Regions from separate parts of the Homo sapiens genome. Here region 1 is linked to region 2. A link is an interaction called in ENCODE POLR2A ChIA-PET data of the cell type or tissue named here. Cell type or tissue: CD4-positive, alpha-beta T cell. All regions are shown on one strand. Each heading gives the region's core, and the rest is flanking DNA. Links, peaks and the distances in the headings are about the cores only.

Region 1 (4,391 bases), core at 224-4,223, 170 kb after region 2:
CGTTGGGAACCCTGATGTAACCACACCTGAACTTGCTCCAAGAAGAGAGACACTAGGGTCGTCAGCCATTGGCTAAAACAGAAAAAGATGTCTAAGGGCTGCTGAAGCATCCCGTGCTCTCTAAGGAACAGTCATTTGGAAATGCTGAATGTCTAAAGTCCCATTTGGCCCACAGCATATGAAGGAAAGACTGAAAAACCCACGGCAGACAGAATTCTGAGATGGCCTCCAGAGTCCCAGCCACTGGTGCACACATCCTGTGTAATCCTTCCCTTCGGGTGTGAGCAGAACCTGGGGATATGATGGGCTGTCACTCCCCTGGTTGCCCCCCAGAACCTTCAGAGGGAGCACAGCTTTTGATTGATAGCAAAAAGACAAGACAGTCAGTCACTCCTGAGAGTGTATACAAGACTTCACTTTAGAAAAAGCAGAGATTCTTTTGTTGGCTTTGAAGTTGTGAGATAGCCACGTGGATAGGACCCAAGAGAGGTCTACTGGGAACTGAGAGTGACAGCCGGAGAAGAACCAGCTAGAAAACGCGACCTTCGTCCTTCAACCACAAGGAATGAATCCTGCCAACCACCAGTGAGCGTGGAAGAGGACCCTGCATTTCTGGTGAAACTAGAACCTTGGTTGATGCCTTGATTTCTACCTGGTGAGTTGCCTGAGCCAAGGACCCAGCTAGCCTGGGTTCCAACTCCTGACCCATGGAAACTGCAAGATAACAAACTTGTGTTATTTTTCTTCTCTTCTCTTTTCTTTTCTTTTTTGAGACAGAGCCTCATTCTGTTGCCCAGGCTTGAATGCAGTATAGCTCAGCTCGCCGCAGCCTTGACCTCCTGGGCTTAAGCAATCCTCCCGCCTCAGCCTCCTGAACAGCTGGGATCACAGGCATGCACCACCACACCCAGCTAATTTTTTTTACTTTTAGTAGAGATGAGCTCTCACTGTGTTGCCCAGGTTGGTCTCAAACTCCTGAGCTCAAGCGATCCTCCAACCTCAGCCTCCTAAAGTGCTGGTATTATAGGCATGAGCCATTGCACCCAGCCACTTGTGTTGTTTTAAGTTGCTAAATTTGTGGGAGATTTGCTACACAGCAAGAGAAAACCAACACAACACTCAGCCTGCTGGCTGCCTTCTTCCAAATCACCCATCTGGTTTTCATCTGAGTAAAGCATCACCGACTCTGAGGTTCAAGCAAGTGCAAGGGAAGGGGGAATTGGTGCTTTTTCTGACTTATTAGTTCCACCTATGATGCCACCTGCTTTGTCAATCAATGGCCACTGCTTATTGCCCAGGGTGATATTTACTAGTAACTGATGTCAGCAAGCTTGTCATTATCTGGTGTCCAGATGCAGCAGCAGGCACCTAACCCACAGAGAGGGAGGATGATGATTTAGTAGGAAAAAAAAAAAAAATACAGATTTTTGGAGTAAAACAGACTTCAGTTCAAACCGCAGCTTCTTTTCCAACAAACTGTGTGACTTGGGGCAAATTCACGATTCCCTCTGAGCTTCAGTTTCCTCATCTATCAAATGGAGACAATTGCAACCTCAAAGCTGTGGGGTGAGAATGAAAAGAGATAACGAATGTCCAGGGCCAGGCAGCGCCTGGCAGATGCTGGAGAGATGTTGGTCCACTCCATTGTACCCTCCTAGGCAATGTGGACGAGAAAGCTGAGCTGGGGTCAAAGGCAGATCCTCCACTATGAAGATGCAAGGATGCAGAGGCTTCCGGAAAGGCATCCACAGGACACCTGATGGCTTCTTCCCATGGCAAGGAAGGCAGCCAAACCACAGAGCAGATCTGGGCTCTTCCAGACTCACTCTGAATCCCTGACCTGCTCTGCTGCTGAGGAAATGTCACCACGTGTCCCAGGCTCCATCCTTGGCAGCTCCTTCTTCTGGGCAGGTGCCCCTTCCACTGGCCTCTTCTCTGAGCTTTCCCTTGGCCCCCTGCTGACTTCATGCAGGGAACAAAAACTCTACCAGGATCTCCGTGAACTCTTTTCTTTCCTAGATCTAAAGGGTGCACGTCCGCTGGTTCACTCAACCCAATCGCCAAAACCAAGGCTCAAAGAAGTTAAGAAACAGAAGCATAAAACAGAAGTTGGGAACCCTTGAGGCCACAGAGATGACTCTGCTTACAGGCAGAGGGGGAGGCAAAAAAGCACGCCTGTCCCTGGAGCCTGGGGGAAATCAGTGAGTCATTTCTGTCCCTCTCCACCTCTTCTTCCTCCTCTGGGCTCACTCCAGGTCTCGAATCCTCTTTCTCATGAAAAATCTTTTCTTTTTTATCTCTCTCTCCCTCTTCTTGACTAAAGGCACAGCTTGGCAGGGAGAATAAAGCAGAGAAAGCATCATAGAAAATATTCACTTAATTACATCCAGTGTTTATTTTGCCCCAACCCCCTAAAAACAGTAGCAGTGTTAGGAAGAAGTCAGGGAGTCAAGGCAGGAGCTCTCCTGTCATCTCATCTTTGATTTTCTAGCTTAGATCCACGTAAGCCAGAGGAATCTTATAGGTGTTGCTGCCATCTGCTCCCTGCCATGACCCTCTTCCTTTTATCTGGTGTCTAAGCATCTATAATTGGCCTTCCAAACCCAACGGAATCCACCAGGATGAACCTCTTATTGAAAAGTGATATTCTGGTACCTGTAAAACCTCCAGCACCCAAAACTCAATGTGCAGAAAAGTGATGGTGGAACATTTAAATGCAGCTACTTGTAGCTTTTGGAAGTGACGGGTGGATCTGCAGTGGGGAAGAAGAACGCCAGGAAAGACAAGTGAGGTTTCTGGGTCTCTGCAAGAATAATTTCCAGACACAAGCCCTCCCAGGTTCAGTGTCGGGAAATGAAAGCAGCATATGCAAAATGCACGGCAGAACTGAATTTCCAATTCACTACAGACATGCTTTGGAAAACATGAAAGAGCTATTTTTGGTCCAGTGATCGATTAGGGTTGCTATGGCAATAAGAAACACTTACAGGAACAAAATGAAATGTAAGCAAACCAAAGTCTTAAAGAGAAAGGGTCAGACACATTGGGGATTTCATAGTCAGTTTCTGGGTGGTGCTGGCAGCCCTTATTTCTGTCTCAGCACCTGCATAGGGAGAGAGACGATAGTGGCTGCAGTGAATGGGGGCCCTGGGGATGGGTCTGAGGCTCTCTAGGGCACTGCACTTCAGAAGCAGGAAGTGCGAAACTTCTGGAAGAATGTACACCGCTCACTTTGAAGACTGTCATTATTGTCATCAAAGGATACTGTATTTCCACAGCACCTAGCCTGTGGCAAAAACGTAAGCTAAAATGTATTAATCCTACCCTATCCCACTTTACAATGTAAAAGAAAAATAAAAGTATTCTCTATGACAGTGTATTTCTAAGACCTACTTAATGATGCCTCATTTGCTGGGCTTGTTAAAAACAGATTCCAGGCCTCTCTCCCGATGCCTCGCTTTCAGTAAGCTGGTATATTCTGGGAGCCCACCCCCAAACTCAGGAGCTGTTTCCCCCTTTTCCCCCCAAAATATAGCTTTACTATTCAGCAGGCAGAGGCAGGAGGATCACTTGAGCCCAGGAGTTTGAGGCTGCAGTGAGCTATGATCACACTACTGCATTCCAGCCTGGGTGACAGAGCAAGCAAGATCCCATCTCTAAAAAAATAAAATAAAATAAATAAAAAATAGCTTTATTCACATACCATATAATTCACCCATTTCAAGTATACAAGTTAATGGTGTTCAGTATATTCAGAGTTATACAACCATTAGGACAATCTAATTTTAGAACATTTCCATTACCTCCCAAAGAAGCCCTGTATCCATCAGCAGTCACGTCCCCATTCCCGCCTACCTGCAGCACCACAATGTACGCAACTCCTAATCTACTCTAAGATTTGTCTATTCTATACATTTCCTACAAATGGAAGTGTATCATATGTGGTCTTTTGTTCCTGGCTTCTTTCCCTTAGCATGTTTTCAAGGCTCATCCATGTTCTAGCATGTATGGGTACTCCATTCCTTTTTCTGGCCGAATGATAGTCCATTGTACGGACATACTACATCTGATTTCTCCATTTATCAGTTGATGAACATTTGTTTCTATTTTTTGGCTACTATGAACAATACTGCCACAGCTATTCTTGTGCGAGTTTTTGTGTGGATTTCTATCTTTCTTTCTTCTTTCTTCTTTTCTCTTCTCTTCTCCTTTCTTTCTTTCTTTTTGAAATGGAGTCTCACTCTGTTGCCCAGGCTGGAGTGCAGTGGTGTGATCTTGGCTCATTGCAATTCCACCCCCTGGGTTCAAGCGATTCTCCTGCCTCAGCCTCCAGACTAGCTGGGATTACAGGCACCTGCCACCATACCTAGCTAATTTTTGTATTTTTGGTA
Region 2 (4,324 bases), core at 325-4,324:
TAAATCTGAGATATATAGTGTTATATGGCCTAGAGGAAGAAGACACACTGCCTATATATGATGAACATGGATAATTTACTTTCCAAGAAAAGGAACTATAGCAAACCGTCAGAATTTTACTCTGTAGTTAGATAAAATCTATTATTCAAAGACTTTATTCACTAACCATAACACCTGTTATGTCCCAGTGGACCTAGGCTTAGTCCTTGCCTTGAAGAACAGCCTATCAGAGTGTCTGCATATCTTTTTAAAATCCTAGTTTACTTTTAGTAATTTAGATTGCAGGTAACCTAGAAATAATTTATAACTACTATTTAAAGGCAATTATGCCCGGGTGCAGTGGCTCACACCTGTAATCCCAGCACTTTGGGAGGCCGAGGCAGGTGGCCTAACTCACTTTAGGCCAGGAGTTCGAGACCAGCTTGGCCAACATGGGGAAAGACTGTCTCTACTAAAAATACAAACATTAGCCGGGCATGGTGGCATATGCCTGTAATCTCAGTTACTTGGGAGGCTGAGGCATGAGAATCACATAAACCTGGGAAGCAGAGGTTGCAGTGAGTTGAGATCGCACCACTGCACTCCAGCCTGGGCGAGAGAGTGAGGCTCTGTCTCAAAAACAAAATGAAATAAAGGCAGTTACAATTTTCTACTCTAATTAAAATGGCATATAATTCTGAAAACCATAATACAGTTTATAGTCTTGTTTGTGGTAGTTACATTTCGTCAAGTATCTGATTCCTTACCATGTAAGTTATTTTTCAATGCAGAAGCCAGTCTTTAAGTACAAAATTAAATCAAAAGTCATGAAGAGTAAAATGTCAATCTATGAACTGACTGCCTCTGCATTTCAGTTGTTTATCTTCTTTTTACTGGCTAAGAGTTCACAGATCAATGAGACTTGTCTCTTTAATTATGGGTTCTTAGATATAAAATAAGAATCCACTACGCTAAAGCTCAAAATTCTTATAAAGAAAAGCTTAGGAACTCATAATTTTATATTATCTGGATGTCTGCAGATAATTCTTAAATGGTTCAGCAAAAAAAGATAAAAAGGTGGGGCCGGGCGTGGTGGCTCACGCCTGTAATCCCAGCACTTTGGAAGGCCAAGAAGGGCAGATCACCTGAGGTCAGGAGTTGCAGGCCAGCATGGCCAACATGGTGAAACCCTGTCTCTACTAAAAATACAAAAATTAGCTGGGTGTGGTGAGGCATGTCTGTAATTCCAGCTACTCGGGAGGCTGAGGCAGGAAAATTCCTTGAACCTGGGAGGCAGAGCAAGACTCCATCTGAAAAAAATGATAAATAGGCCGGGTGCGGTGGCTCATGCCTGTAATCCCAGCACTTTGGGAGGCCGAGGTGGGTGGATCACGAGGTCAAGAGATTAAGACCATCCTGGCTAACACAGTGAAGCCCCATCTCAACTAAAAATACAAAACAAATTAGCCGGACCTGGTGGCAGGTGCCTCTAGTCCCAGCTACCCAGGAGGCTGGGGCAGGAGAATGGCATGAACCCGGGAAGCAGAGCTTGCAGACTCCGTCTCAAAAAAGAAATAAATAAATAAATAAATAAATAAATAAATAAATAAATGAAATAAATAAAAAGGGGATATGCACCATGGAGACCGTATTTTTCATTTCTGCTAAGTACTGTATTACCGCTGAGCAAAAGGTCCCATTACATAAAGAGAACATGGTTTTTTTTTTTTTTTTTAAGGAGTTTCACTCTTGTTGCCCAGGCTGGAGTGCAATGGCGCGATCTTGGCTCACAGCAACCTTCACCTCCCAGGTTCAAGCGATTCTCCTGCCTTAGCCTCCCCGAGTAGCTGGGATTATAGGGATGCGCCACCATGCCTGGCTAATTTTTTTGTATTTTAGTAGAGACGGGGTTTCTCTATGTTGGTCAGGCTGGTCTCGAACTTCTGACCTCAGGTGATCTGCCCGCCTCAGCCTCCCAAAGTACTGGGATTACAGGCGTGAGCCACCGCACCCGGCCGATTTTTTTTTTTTTTCGAGACAGGGTCTTACTCTGTCATCCAGACTGGAGTGCAGTGGTGCTATCTTGGCTCAGCGCAACCTCCGCCTCCTGGGTTCAAGTGATTCTCCCATCTCAACCTCCTGAATAGCTGAGACTATAGGAACGCACCACCATGCCCAGCTAATTTTGTATTTTTTGGTAGAGATGGGGTTTCACCATGTTGTCCAAGCTGGTCTTGAACTCCTAACCTGAAGTAATCTGCCCGCTTCCGCCTCCCAAAGTGCTTGGATTACAGGCGTGGGTCACCGTGCCCAGCTGAGAATGTCATCATTAATAGAGGCTTTACCCTGTTCCTTTGGGATTTCTTTTCATTAAGGCCTACTGAGAGATTAAAAACAATGGAGGAGAACCTGTTTATTAACGGCCACATGTGTGACTAAAGTTTACATACAGTGCCTGACCTAAAACGCAGCTTTTCACTACTGCAAGGTAAATTCAGCCATCAGGATTCTTTCTGTAAAGCTGGGCTGTAGAATCACACTTGAACTTTTCATTTGTCCTAAAGGACAGGGGAGACCGCAGGAGGCAATCACGTGCCTGTGTGAGGGCCCCTCTCTGCCCTGCTTGTGGCAGAAGACACACTGCAAATGTGTGAAATAAAGGTGAGCTGTGGAACAAATGAGCAGGGGCAGCTTCTGACTCTGATAAAATTACATTCTTCCTAGAATCACTGCTTCAATGGTCATTTTTTATTAAAAGAAAAAATTCAAAACACATGATAAGAAATTAGACTTTTATCAATACACAAATAATTTTACTTAAAATCAACCCAGTTACATATTTTTAAAAAATTGCAGAACCTCTCCACACCAATGTCCACAGCCTAGAACAGGTTCATGTGAAACCTGCAGTCCTACCCCGGAGCATCAGTTAAGTGATGGTCCAGGTACTCACTGACACGTTTCTCTTGACACTGAGATGGTCGCAAACAAAACACCGTTCTTGCCTGGATGAAGCAAGAGTTCACATAAAAGAGCTTTATAAAATGTCTATGAAGGAGAATTGATAATATCAGAAGAGCTCCAGCACTTCAATTGAATATAATCCTCTATTATTCTTTTCTTGATTTAATTTCTGTAGCTCCCGAAAACTTACTTCAATCTTGTTGAGCTCAGAATAAACAGATATCTAAAGAAAAGAGTTTCAGAGTAACTTTTACCATAATGTCTACATAGAAACAAATCTTCCATGAGTAAGTTATTTAAGGACAAATTTTAAGAATAATTGTAATTCAGGTGATACTTGGGTACAAATAAAATCAGTATATATCAAATAATCACAAACCTGAGATTTTACAAGCTTGTAAAGATTTATCAGTAGCCTCTTTGCTTCTGGCATCATTACAACAACAGTAAAATTTGCATCCAGAAGTAGACATATCCAATCCATAATCTGAAGATGAATAGGAAAAGGAAGTTAAGATTTTAAATTTAACTTCAGGTTAATTCACTTTACAAAGTCCATAAATAAACAGTTATGAGAAAAATAAGTCTTTATAAATAAAATCTGAACATTTTTGTTTAGAGATGGAGCAATTTCTACGAAATATAAAAAGGCTCATTTCTGGCTTTTAAAAAATTTATTCTAATTAAAAAAAATTTTAGAGATGGGATCTTGCTATGTCACCCAGGCTGGAGTAGGAATGCAATGGCACAATTCATAGCTCACTGGAGCCTCCAAACACCTGGGCTGAAGTGATCCTCCTGCCTCAACCTCCCAGAGTAGCTGCAATCATCCAGAGTTGCTGGGATTACAGATGCACCATCATACCCAGCTACTTTTTAGCAATTTTTGTAGAGATGGGGTTTCGCCTTATTGCCAAGCTGGTCTTGAATTCCTGGCCTCAAGCAATCCTCCAACCTCAGCCTCCCAAAGTGCTAAGACTACAGGCTTGAGACACCGCGCCAGTAGTTGTCTTTTTATTTTTAAAAATTTTAGTTTTCAGTTTCAATAATTTTCAGTCACACACACAAAAAAATAACCACTCATCTTCTATTCTGCAAGATAAATTTTCCCCAAGGACAAGGTGTTGTGTATTATAGATGAGTTGCCATAAACCAGAATTATTACTAAGCATTTATAGAAGTTTCTTATGTAGTCCTACATCTTCCAGTGGTGTAGTTAACATGCAAATATCAAAGCAACCGGGAAACTGGCTATCCATTTGGGAGGGGGAGCTGATCCCTAAGGAACTCCTTATATCAGATTAAATTCTATATGTATCAAAGAGTTAAACACAAGAAATAAAACCATGTAGTAGGGAAAGCTGGTGACTATTTTCATAAT

What was found. Peaks named below come from ENCODE experiments on the same cell type or tissue, not always from the same donor. Only the 100,000 strongest peaks of a DNase experiment are listed, where the experiment ranks them.
Region 1: POLR2A ChIA-PET joins it to region 2 with 5 read pairs; 2 of 35 experiments call an interaction of 5 or more read pairs at or near these places.

Annotation. Positions count from the first base shown.
Region 1 is chr17:67,567,807-67,572,197 of GRCh38, reverse strand. All of the region lies in intron 4 of PITPNC1 (phosphatidylinositol transfer protein cytoplasmic 1), which reads right to left. All of the region lies in intron 1 of LOC124904045 (a long non-coding RNA gene), which reads left to right. Among named protein-coding and RNA genes, the nearest start is that of MIR548D2, 98 kb to the right of the region's middle. RefSeq lists an enhancer at 2,266-2,335. In CD4-positive, alpha-beta T cell, for the core only: no CTCF peak of the experiment used is centred there; a DNase peak (open chromatin) is centred at 2,167.
Region 2 is chr17:67,742,585-67,746,908 of GRCh38, reverse strand. It overlaps NOL11 (nucleolar protein 11), which reads right to left. Exons shown (of 18, transcript NM_015462.5): 17 at 3,323-3,430; 18 at 2,378-3,166. The coding sequence ends at 3,050. Among named protein-coding and RNA genes, the nearest start is that of SNORA38B, 4.1 kb to the right of the region's middle. In CD4-positive, alpha-beta T cell, for the core only: no CTCF peak of the experiment used is centred there; no DNase peak of the experiment used is centred there.